Regions from separate parts of the Homo sapiens genome. Here region 1 is linked to region 2. A link is a contact called in ENCODE Hi-C or POLR2A ChIA-PET data. All regions are on one chromosome and are shown on one strand. The core of a region is the stretch at or near the end of the contact, and the rest is flanking DNA. Distances in the headings are between cores, read along the strand shown. Region 1 overlaps PLA2R1 (phospholipase A2 receptor 1). Region 2 holds the start of PSMD14 (proteasome 26S subunit, non-ATPase 14).

What was found. A loop is a pair of places that touch in the nucleus more often than their neighbours do. ChIA-PET counts read pairs that join two places held with the same protein, here RNA polymerase II (POLR2A).
Region 1: a map with no recorded cell type shows a loop between it and region 2 (11-fold over the local background). The contact joins the enhancer-like site here to the promoter of PSMD14 in region 2. A Hi-C loop is called at or near these places in 1 of 37 single-sample maps with no recorded cell type. POLR2A ChIA-PET finds 5 or more read pairs at or near these places in 1 of 52 experiments (HEK293).

Annotation. Positions count from the first base shown.
Region 1 is chr2:159,931,745-159,937,624 of GRCh38, forward strand. PLA2R1 (phospholipase A2 receptor 1) reads right to left here. Exons shown (of 30, transcript NM_007366.5): 30 at 262-5,880. Among named protein-coding and RNA genes, the nearest start is that of LY75-CD302, 30 kb to the left of the region's middle. Within about 2 kb of position 1,992, at least 4 of the 41 ENCODE cell types and tissues checked have a DNase peak (open chromatin) inside an H3K27ac peak, as active enhancers do.
Region 2 is chr2:161,304,561-161,310,442 of GRCh38, forward strand. PSMD14 (proteasome 26S subunit, non-ATPase 14) reads left to right here and starts at 3,865. Exons shown (of 12, transcript NM_005805.6): 1 at 3,865-4,044. RefSeq lists an enhancer at 3,733-4,192.

The DNA.
Region 1 (5,880 bases), core at 742-3,241, 1.4 Mb before region 2:
ACGAAAAACCAGAGATTGTGAACAACACCTTATAGATATACTTTATGCATAAAACCAACAGGAAGGAATATTAAAAGGAATGACATTGTCCCTACACCAAAAGATTAGTGGATAAATGTACGTTTATGTGTTCTAATAGAAAATAAAATGTTTAAACTAATGTTAAAACAATTCTTATGATTCCTTCCTTTAACTGACTTTTTTGATTTCCTGACCAACTAAGTCAGATAAGAGTGATTCAAATGCAGTAACAAATATAGGTTATTATTTAAGTGTAACGTTAACTTTACTTATTAATATGCAATTACAGATTATCTTCTAAAGCAATGCATAAACAAGTGGGCCTTCTTGCTTAATATCTCTTTTTTCTCCCTTCACTTCACTTGGGACGTTTAGTATAAGTTGCAGTAGCAATCGCAGGGAATTTCTACCTTGAGCACCAGTTTCACCAAGCTCTCCAGTCCTTGGCTGTGGTCAGGAGGGTCTGCTTCGTTCACGCACTGTCTGTTTGGTAGTGTGCAGAGATGGTTTTCTTTTGCACCTTTAGGTGTCATCTGGAGTAAAAGGGAAGGAAACAATTCCTTGTCTGATCAGAGGAGCCCTTGCTTAAGGACTGCCCGAGCCAGTGGCTTAGCACATCGATTAAGGCATGCTCTGTCCTGAAGTTTGTCCTCAGCCTCCACAGAACCACATTTTGGGCTAAGAACTCCAAAGCCCTTGGTGACTCACTGAGGCAACATGTCCTGTTACGTTTCCATTCCTCCCCATTCCTTTCTTTGAGTTTTTCCTTGTTCTGCCTTCTGGTTCTCTATCTCTCCGTCCCCCAAGTTCTGATGTCCACAGGGACAAGAACCCACTGTTTCCTAAATCTGTGAGTCGGGTTTCCAGCTCCTACCAAGCTCTGTATACTAAGAAGGTAAAAAGTAAAGTTTAAATAATCTCTTAGAAGTAGGAACTCAAGGAGCTCAAGTTAATTCACAAACAACAGTGTGAAGACAATAATAAAACCACAGTTTCAGTGCTAGGGAGGGCAAGGAGAAAACATTATAAATGGTCCTTTAACAATTTACAATTTGCTGTATTATATTAAAAATATATTTATTTGAAAAATATCCAGGAACATATACATTGGATCTAATATAAATAAGAGACTTAATGGGAGAAACAGAAACACATTTTACATTAATCTTGAAAAATCAATTTCCATTAATAGAAGCACAGGAAACAAGTTGAAAATAGCATAGATCATGATGTCTTTTTTTTTTTTTGAAGAAAAAAGATGGTATTGCTATTCATAATTACAAGAAATGGATGATAATATTTTAAATTAGTTAACTTTGGTCCATCATGCTTACTTCATGGTGTGAAGAAAACAGCACTTGAATGATTTTTTCCCTTAATTTGTTCTAAATTACAGCAAAGTGCTCTGCAAGAAACAAGTGCTTGTGTTAATTAATTCTGAGTAAAGAAGGTCACCGGTATACATAGGGTTCATTTTGTGGTTTTAGTTATTGGCATCCTTCTGCAATTAGAATTCGTCATTAGGTATTAGAGGAACATGCAGATTTTCACTTTTTTAAATCCAGAATTTCAGATTTAGGCACATTTTAAACTTTTTCTCTAAAAATATTCTGACCCCAAGCTAAAAACTTGCTTTCTAACTCAAAAAATACTAAAGAAAGCTGTTTATCTAACATTTCCTACAATTTAATACATATCACTTATCTTGTTAAGCCTTTCTCTACTTCTGACAGAATTAATCAGTCCCCTCTCCTTTTTTTTCTGATTCTCTTCTTCTTGATATTATTTATGTCACATTGCATTGCACTTATCATTTACATATTCCTCTCCCCTGAGACTGAGTTCCATGAGGGGAGAGATGGGGTGTTATTGGTATTTATAGCCTCTGAGCACAGGACACTCTCTGGGCCACAATAGGCTCTAAATAAATGTTTACTGATCATAATTGTTTATTGATATATTTTAAGTGCTGTCCATATACATTAACATAACAGTGCTTGCTAAGATACGTTAAAGTATGTAAGACTTCCCCATTTAGGTTTTCACTTTCTAAATCAGGGGTTGGCAAACTTCCTGTAAGGGTCCAGAAAGTAAATATTTTAGGCTTTGCAGGCCATTCGGTCTCTGTTGCAACCACTCAGCTCTGTCATGGAAGCATGAAAGCAGTCATGCACAGTATGTGAGTGAATGGGGATGGCAGCATCCCAATAACTTTATTTCCAAAATAGGCTGCAGGCTGGATTTGGCCCTGCCAACTCCTGCTCTAAATCCTTATTTTGAAAGGTGGGGAAAGAGGGAATAAATATTCCAAGCATGTATCTTGATAATCACTACAGTCAAAGTTTCTTATAAATGTTGGCAATAAGAATTATGATGTACATGCCATTTTGGAAATGTCTCCAAATTTTTCTTCTCCAAGAACAAAATGGAAACTAAGTGAGTTTTTCCCTGCTGTACCCTATTAATACTAAGGCACGAGGTTGTAGGGGATAGCAGGACTATGAGAATTAGAAGTACTGACAAGTCAGGGAAGTGACACAAAAGAAGAATGCAGGGAAAAGAGAGCAGATGGAAGTGAGCATGGCCTGCAGCAAGACGTGTCTGGCTCCTAATCCTACAGCGGATGGTGTGTTAGGTAAGTTGGAGACACACAGGGTTTTGCCCTGCTTCTCATCTGAGACATGAGAGAAAAAATGTCATATAGCAGTGGTCCTCAAACTTTTTGGCTAGCATACAAAATTGTTAAAAGAATCATGAAAGAAGGCATATTGCTTCACGAATTTCTAAGTTGACAGCCAAAATTTTTTATAATTAGGATGCAATTTTCAGAATATTATAAATAACAACATGTAAAAATAAAAGTGCCTTATCACCCTTTTAATATATCCAGTGGTGTCTAATATCATAGCAAAATGTTAACTTTTTATATTGAAATGATTTTAGGTTTACAGAAAAATTGCCAACTTAGTCCAGAGAGTTCCTGTACAGCCTCCTTCAGCTTCTTCTAATGGTACATCTCATAAAACCATGGTATAATCATCAAAACAAAGAAACTAATACTGGTACAATACTATTAATTAAACCATAGACTTTATTTTACTTTCCCATTTTCCCATAATGACCATTTTCTGTTCCATGATCCATTTGAGGATTTCAACTTGCACGTAGTTGTCATGTCTCTTTAGTGTCCTCCAATCCTTGACATTTCCTCAATCTTTCCTTATCTTTCATGACCAGGACACTTTTGAAGTGATCATTTATCTTGTGGAATGTCCCTCAACTTGGATTTGTCTAATGTTTTTTCATGATTGAGATTATGCATTTTGGGGAGGATACCAAAGAAGTCATGTGCCCTTCTCAATGCCATACCAGGGGGTACATGATGCTGATGTGGCTTATTACTGCTTCTGTTAACCTTGATCCCTTGATTAAAGAAGTTTCTCTACTGTAAAGTTATTACTTTCTCTTTGTAATTAGTGATTATTTTGGGGAAAATACTCTAAGGTTATGCAAATATTCTGTTTTTCCTCAAACATTCACCCACTAACTTTTGCACCAACTGGTAGGTCTTGCCAACAATTATTACTGTTGTGTTTTCCTGATAGTGATTTTTGTTTCTCCCATTTCTTCTACATTTATCAATTGGAATTTACTGGGGAGAAGAACTGTTTCTTCTTTTCATTCATTCATTCACTCATTCAATTGTTTACATCAGTATGGACACACAGATATTTATTGTGTGGGTTATAATCCAATATTATAATTTTTTATTGTTTGCTCAAATTGTTCCAGCATTTCCACTGGAGAGCTCCTTCAGGTTGGTTCCTGTAGCCTTCAGACATGTGCCATCTTTTTGTGAGCACCTCCTTATTTTCTGCCATCACAAGATATTCCAGTTTCATCTTGTATTTTCCTGCCTTAGACCTGCAATCAACCACTTTCTCAAGAAGCCTAAGTTCCTTTGACTGGAGATACTACAACAATTTGAATTCTATCATAATCTATTTAAAAATAGAAATAACCTCTTCAGCAGTCAGAGATATTACTTTCTTTCAATCTTGTATTTCCATTCCAACTCCCCCACAGAATTTTATCCTAATGAGATATACTTTAATTTGTGAAATATTTTATTCATTACCTTGTCATATTTTCCTGCAGTAAAAATATGTATATAAATTAATTTTTTTTTTTTTTTTTTTTTTTTGAGAGAGAGTCTCGCTCTGTCGCCCAGGCTGGAGTGCAGTGGCGCCATCTCGGCTCACTGTAAGCTCCGACTTCCAGGTTCATGCCATTCTCCTGCCTCAGCCTCCCGAGTAGCTGGGAATACAGGCACCCGCCGCAACACACAGCTAATTTTTTTGTATTTTTAGTAGAGACGGGGTTTCACCTTGTTAGCCAGGATGGTCTCGATCTCCTCACCTCGTGATCCACCCGCCTCGGCCTCCCAAAGTTGCTGGGATTACAGGCGTGAGCCACCGCGCCCAGCCTAAAATTATTTTTTAAGAAGTCCCTGTGAACATAGGCTCTAAGTATTACACATTTTCTTCTATATTGAGTTGTCATTTCAATTATTGTTAGTATACAATTGATCAGAACAAAATAAATATGTTACAAAGATTAAGATAGTATATGTCAAACTAAAATGATAGCAAATGGATCTGTTAATGAAATGGATATATCATAGATAAAAATTAATTAGTATTAAAAACTGCTAGTATAAATCAAGGTTCAGCATCAATTCTGTTCTCTCTCTTCTTTTTTTGTAGCTATACATGTTGAGAAACTCTGGTAGCAATTGCTGGTGCTGTCTGTAGTCCCTTATCCTCTCTTTCCTGAGCACACAAAGCAGAAGACTTCCTGGATTTCCTTTCAGTTAGGTTAGGTCATGTGACTAGTTCCAGCCAATGACACGCGAGTGGAAGTGCCACGTGTTTCTTCCTAAACCTGGGAACTTAACAGTTCTCTAGTGCCATAGCAGCACTGGAAGCCCCATGTTCTGGAGGTAGGACACAGCCTGGATCTGTGAGTTACTGCTTGGAGGCAAGTGTCCTGACCATAGCAGGCTTCGCATGATCAATAAATTAACTTCTGAGTTTTGTTTTTAACCACTAGTATTACAGGGTTTGTTTCCACAGCACTCTCTAACTTATCTTAACATAGAAACTTTGTTCATATAAATAAGTAGATGGGAATAAAAGGAGGTTTGTTATAACAATATCCCTCTATTACTTGAATTCCTTTCTCATAGGTGCCAAAAAATCAGTGATTCTACATTAAAAATTATTTTCTATATCAACCAACTGCTTGATTATGTTCTCCTTCAGTTTTTTTTAAAGCATAGAAGTGGAAACACCCTACTTGCAAAGTGATTTGTTACCCAGTCATTAGAATGATTCATGTCAATTTCCTACAAGTAAAATTAAAAGGCTTTACTAAGACTCTTCAAATAACTGTTCATTATGCCTGTTACTCTTTCACTTACAGGCATCTTGCTTTACCTGATATACAAATGAAGGCTGGGAAAAGTAAAATATCACTTCATTATAGTTCAGTCAATACTATTTTTCTATTAAAATGCCTTTACCCTATTACAAGCTTTAATCAGAACACAAGAGCAGCAGATTTAGTTCATTCAATTAATACAAAATGTTCATCATAAAACTTAATGGGTAAAGTCAATCCTTGTTGTCAAACCAATGAGCCAAATAAAAAAAACTTCAGAAAAGGTCTGAATTCATTTTTCAGTTCAAATAAGCTTGTTAATACTCATCCTCACAACTCACATAGAAATCTAAGATAAATCAAGCCTTGGGACTTTCTTCTGGATAACATAAGATGTTAGGTTCTTGGCAACACATG
Region 2 (5,882 bases), core at 2,615-5,114:
GTTTTCTTTATGTCCTGTGTCTTTTTTATTCCTCTATTTCTTAATTCCTGCTGCCTTTTGTTGTGTTAAATATATATTTTCAAGTATGCCATTTTAATTTCCTTGTCCTTTATTCATATATTTTAAAAGTATTTTCTTAGCAGTTGCTCTGGGGATTATAATTAACAAGTTATAACAATCTAGTTTGGATTAATAACAACTTTATTTCAATAGTACACAAAGACTTGCTACTATATGGCTTCGTTCCTCCATTATTCTTTCCCTCCTTCCTCTCCCTTCTGTTACTGTCATATTAATATCTTACAATAAGCCCATACAGACTTATAATTATTGCTTCACGCAATTGTCTTTTAAATAAAATAGAAAAATGAGTCACAAATAAAAAATTATACTTTTATATTTACTTATGTAGTTAGTTTTACAAGTGTTCTTTATTCCTTCATGTGGATTTGAATTACTGTCTAGTGTCAATTTAATTCTGAAGGACTCCCTTTAGTATTTCTTGCAAGGAAAATGTCCTAGTGACAAATTCTATCTTTGTATATACATACATTTTGGGAAAGTATTAATACCGCCTTCATTTTTGAAGGATAGTTTTGCTGGAGGTAAAATTCTTACTTGATGATCTTTTTCTTTCAGCATGTTGAGTATGTCATCCCCTGCCTTTTGGCTTTCATGGCATCAACTGTAAATCTTATGGAGGATTATGTGATGAGTGGCTTCTCTCTTTGTGGCTTTTCTTCTTGAAAGTGGCCACTTTCAAGAGTCTCTCTTTGCCCTTGACTTTTAATCGGTTAATTACAATGTGTTGAGGTGTGGATTTGTTTATGTCACTTGGCATTTGTTAAGCTTCTTGGATGTGTCGATAAATATTTCTCATTAAATTTAGGAAGTTTTTGGCCATTCTTTTATTCAAGTATTATGCCTGCCCTTTTCTTTTTCTCCTCTCCTTCTGAAACTCCCATTACGCGCACGTTGGTGTGCTTGATTGTGTCCCACAGGACTTTGAGGCCTGTTGATGTTTCTTCTTTCTCTTTTCAATCTGTTGCCCAGACTAGATCATCTCAACTGACCTATATTGAAGTTTGCTGATTTTTTTTTTCTCCCTGCTCAAATCTGGGGTTGAGCCCCTCTAGTAAACTTTTCACTTTATTATACCTTTTTGTTATTTTATTTTTTTTTAAAAATTTAAAATTTGTCTCCGTCATGGCATATTATACTTTTTAACTCCAGAATTATTTGGGTTTTAAAAAATGATTTGTCTTTATCATCTATTTGATGAAACATCTCATACTTTCCTCTAGTTCTTTAGACATGGTTTCCTTTAGCTTTGTAACATATTGAAAATATCTGATTTAAAGCCTTTTTATCTAGTAAGTCCAGCATGTAGGCTTCCTCGGGTGAGTTTCTATTGATTAATTTTTATCCTGTGTATGAGCCATACATTCTTGTTTCTTTGCATGTATCTTAACTATTTTGAAAACTGAACATTTTAAATAATATAATGTGCAACACTGGAAATCAGATTCTACCCGCTCCCCAAGCTTCACTGTTATTTCTGTTTGTTGTAGCAGTTGTTGATTTAGTGACTTTTCTGAACTCATTCTTTTTTTTTTTTTTTAGAGATAGGGTCTGAGTTGGTGACTCAAGGGATCCTCTGGCCTTAGTTTACCGAGTAGCTGGGACTACACGTGTGCCACCGCACCTAGCTTATGAATGAATTCTTTAAAGTCTGCATTGTTTATTGTGTGTGACCACTCAGGTTTCTGCTCAGTTAGCTTAGTGGTCAACTAATGATTAGAGAGACAGGTTTTCTTAAACACCTTCAACCAAAAAATCTCCCAGTCTTTCCTGAGGGGTTTAGTACTTACGTTGGGACAAGCCTTCAACAATCAGCCAAGCACTTTACATTAGGTTGGTACCAAAGTAATTTCGTTGAAATGACAAAACCGCAATTTTTTGCACCAACCAACCAAATAATTCTGCCTTAGCCTTCACTTCTTGCTTCTGTAGTGCCTCAAGGTCACCCAGAGGTTAGAGCTCAGGGCCTTCTCAGGCCTATCTTGAGTGTTCACATAACCCTAGACATATGCACACCCTAAGCACCTTCTACAGTCTCAGGAATATGTTAGCGTTTTTCAAAGCCCTATGGACATCTTATTCCCCAGCTAAATACTTTAGTATGGCTGGAGCAAAAGGTGCTCCAAACAAAGTTTAAGGGTTTTTTTTTTTTTTGACCTTTATAATGAATGTTATGGGGAGCCACTAGTGGAATTTTAAATAAAGAAGGAGCATGACTACATATAGCACAAAAATTTTTACCAGTGAGGTGGAGAATGGATTAAAAGGAATCAGACCGAAGGCGGAAAGATCAAAGAGCATTCTAAAAAAGTAGCCTGGGGAACATGGTGAAATCCTGTCTCTACTAAAAAAATAAAATAAATAAAAACATAAATAAAAATTAACTGGGCATGGTGGCAAGCGCCTGTAGCCCTAGCTACCTAGGAGGCTGAAGTGGGAGGGTTGCCTGAGCCCGGGGACGGGATGTTGCAGTGAGCCCAGATGGCGCCACTGCACTCCAGCCTGCGTGACAAAGCAAGACCCTAACTCAAAAATGCATTAATAAATAAATACATATAAAATAAAATAAAATAAAAAAGAAGTGAGGAAGGTCTGAGTTAAGGCCAAAGTGGGGAGTATTTAGAAGGGGAAGTGGTGGATTGGAAAAGCTGTTATGGAGATTACACATTTCATGGTTTCTACAGTGGGGAGAGATGAAAAAGAGGCAAGTGTTCATACTCTTAAGTTTCTGATTAGGAAAATTATTTGGAGGACGGGGCTACTCACCCCCTCCTCCCATAAAAAATGAATAGAGAGGCATAGGTTTGGGGGGGAAGCATAAAGATGTGGATCCAAATATTACCTATGAGTAAAATAATCTTTGTGTTTTTAAAGGTATTAATATCTTAAAGCAATTGTGCTACTCAAATCACAGTTTGGATCCAGGCGCTGTAATCTTTCCTCACCCTCTGTCCAGTAGATTCATCACCATTCTCGATTTAGGAATGCTTTAAAGATGCTTGTTATTTGGAACATATTTGAGAAAGTGACAGGAACGTGGCAAACAAGCTGCCTTAAACAGAGACTGTACCTAGACCTAGAGTGTAATATCAACTTGTCAAGTATATCTTCTGCAACTTTGCTTTTTGAAAGCCTAGCACAAAGTAGATCATGAGTAAAATGTGATTGCCGATAATTACATGGAGAAATGTGAATAAATGACTCTTTAAACCCTGTAAACTAAACTCGGCTTAAAATAGGTGGTTTGAACATTTGGGAAACCTTAGTTTTCCCTGAAATCCAATCCTTGCAAAGCAATAATGACAAGAGGTGGATAAAGCGGACTTACAGAAAAGGGCGTCTTACCGGTCCCCTCTAATCACACCATCCCCCCTCTTTTAAAAAAATTTTCTTCTCAGATAACCAAGTTAAATCTAGCTCAAATGAACCTTTTAGTTTTTGAGGAGGGCAATAATAGTAGTGAACACCAAAACGAAAGGGGATCTGGGCTTCAAAATACTAACAGTTCTATTTCCTAGCCAGTCGTCTCCCGGGCTGGATGTGCCGCCGTCCCAGATCTCAGCGGCGGCCGCAGAGCGCAGAGGTAGGGAGAGAAAAAGGAGGCGTCGGCGGGGCGCGAGCGACCAGGGCGCTAAGTGCCGCCTCACAGTCCTGCCAGAGACAGGAGACGCCGGGCCGCCCGCGCCGTCTGTCCCAAGAGCTCCTCCTGGACATCCGCTTGACTCTCCGTCGTCTCCAATTGGCCGTCGGGGAACGGAAGCCGAAGCAAACTAGTGAACCCGGAAGTGCTTCGCGGCGGAGGCCCGGGCAACTCTTTTGAATGGAATCGGGCTGATTCATCGCCGGTTTGCAGACAGAGCCGCGTCGGGTGTGCGCCGCTGCTGCTGTTGCCTCTGTCTTCGCGTCACCACAGAGGCAAGACAAGGGTCCATATCGCGGCATCCGGCTCCCGCCCGTCTTCAGGTAAGACCCAGAAGGCAGGCCTGGGAGGTCTGGGGAGGCAGCCGTGCTAGGCCGCCGCCAGCCCCGTGCTTTCCTGAGTCACGTTGCCCAGCTGAGTTGCCACAGGAGGCCTGGGCCGCGAGGGAGGAGCCCGGCCTCCTTCATTCTCTTCGCCTGCTCTCAGGGCTCTCTGGCAGGGTCAGGTCTGGATGTCGCCTCCTTTCTCCATTCTTTTCTGTTTGGCCGAATTCACATCATGGGAACCTCTTCCATCTATATAGAGAGAATCCTTGTTTATGGCCTGTTTGTCTGTGCTCTATCCATAGTTGTTAACCGGTCTGCTTTGAAGTTTTTCAAAGCAGACCGGGAAAACAAGGGAGAGAGAGTAGAATTAACTTTCCCATTGAATACGTTTGTTTTATCTCTTGTCCTTCCTGTAAGCCTTAACCCTTTTTCTGTTAGTGTTAGGTTTTCAGCTCCCTCCAAAAAGTAAACAAAAGTCCTGCAGATACACTGCTTTTGGACCTTGAATATCTTAAAAACAAAGTGTGCTACTATGGCTGTTAACTTACTTTCAATATCATACTAATTGAGTAATTGTTGGTAAATTGATTACATTTCTCGTTTTAAGTAAAGTAGAAATCTGCTACCGTATGTTACATCTTGCAACTTAATTTTCCTGGGGATGTAGCTCTGTGTCTGTCAAAAGAAAAAGAATGTAAACTTTTGAGTCTATAAACCTAGTGACTGAAGGAAAAATTCTCGAGAAAATAAATGGTAATATAAGTTGATAAAATATTATGGAAAGGCAGGGGAAAGGGTTTAAAAATGAGCATAAAATAGAGTTATAGTGTGAAAGTGATTTTGTTCCACTGGTCACAAGTGTTTTTTTAGTGCTTCTGACTTAATGTGTTTGAGAAAAGCAGCAAGACATGCACTGATACTGTAGAAATAACAAAAACATGAACACAGTTTTAGTGGAGATGATTAATATAATGGTGGCCTTCCTGTCACGTAAGGCTACCTACCAGCTGACTCATTTGAAGTTTAGAGGTTAAGATATATAGTGGTTCTGAATTAACTACAGTTAAGGTGTGTTTAGTGAAGTGCTATTTAGTGAAAAAGGCTAAATGTTGTCTTGAATTTGTCCCTAAATCTTGCCAAGGGAAGAAAGTTTTCAAGTGATGATCTTTTATTGATGCTTCACCTGTTGACTTTGGGAGTTTTTGGTTTTTTGTTTTTTTTTCAGCCTAAAGTGCTTGGTAAATAATACATTGCCATTTTAATTTAGGCCGGGTGCGGTGGCTCACACCTGTAATCCCAGCACTTTGGGAGGCTGAGGTGGGCAGATCATGAGATGATCCAGCCTGGCCAAGACTAGCCTGGCTAACATAGTGAAAACCCGTCTCTACTAAAAGTATAAAAAAATCAGCCGGGCATGGTGGCACGTGCCTGTATTCCCAGCTACCTCAGGAGGCTGGAGGTGGAACCTGGGAGGTGGAGGTTGCAGTGAGCCAAGATCGCGCAACTGCACTCCAGCTTGGGCAACAGAGTGAGACTTTGTCTCAAAAAAAAGAGAAAAAGCTGAATTTTAATCTGTTTGACATGGGTTCATCTTATTTTCATACTGGCCATGTAAACCATGTGCTTGTTAATATATAGTTTGTGAACCATATGTATGAAAGTCAATAAATATTATTGCTGTTGTTATTGTTATTATCTTAGAAGTGGAAGAGATTAATCTAGTCCTCTTATTTCAGTAACAAGAAGCAACTGTGCTTTTTTAATTTTCAATTTTGTAGTAACGTTCATTTAATAATTCAGTGTCCACCTGTGAAAGCCTTGCCTGAATATCCATG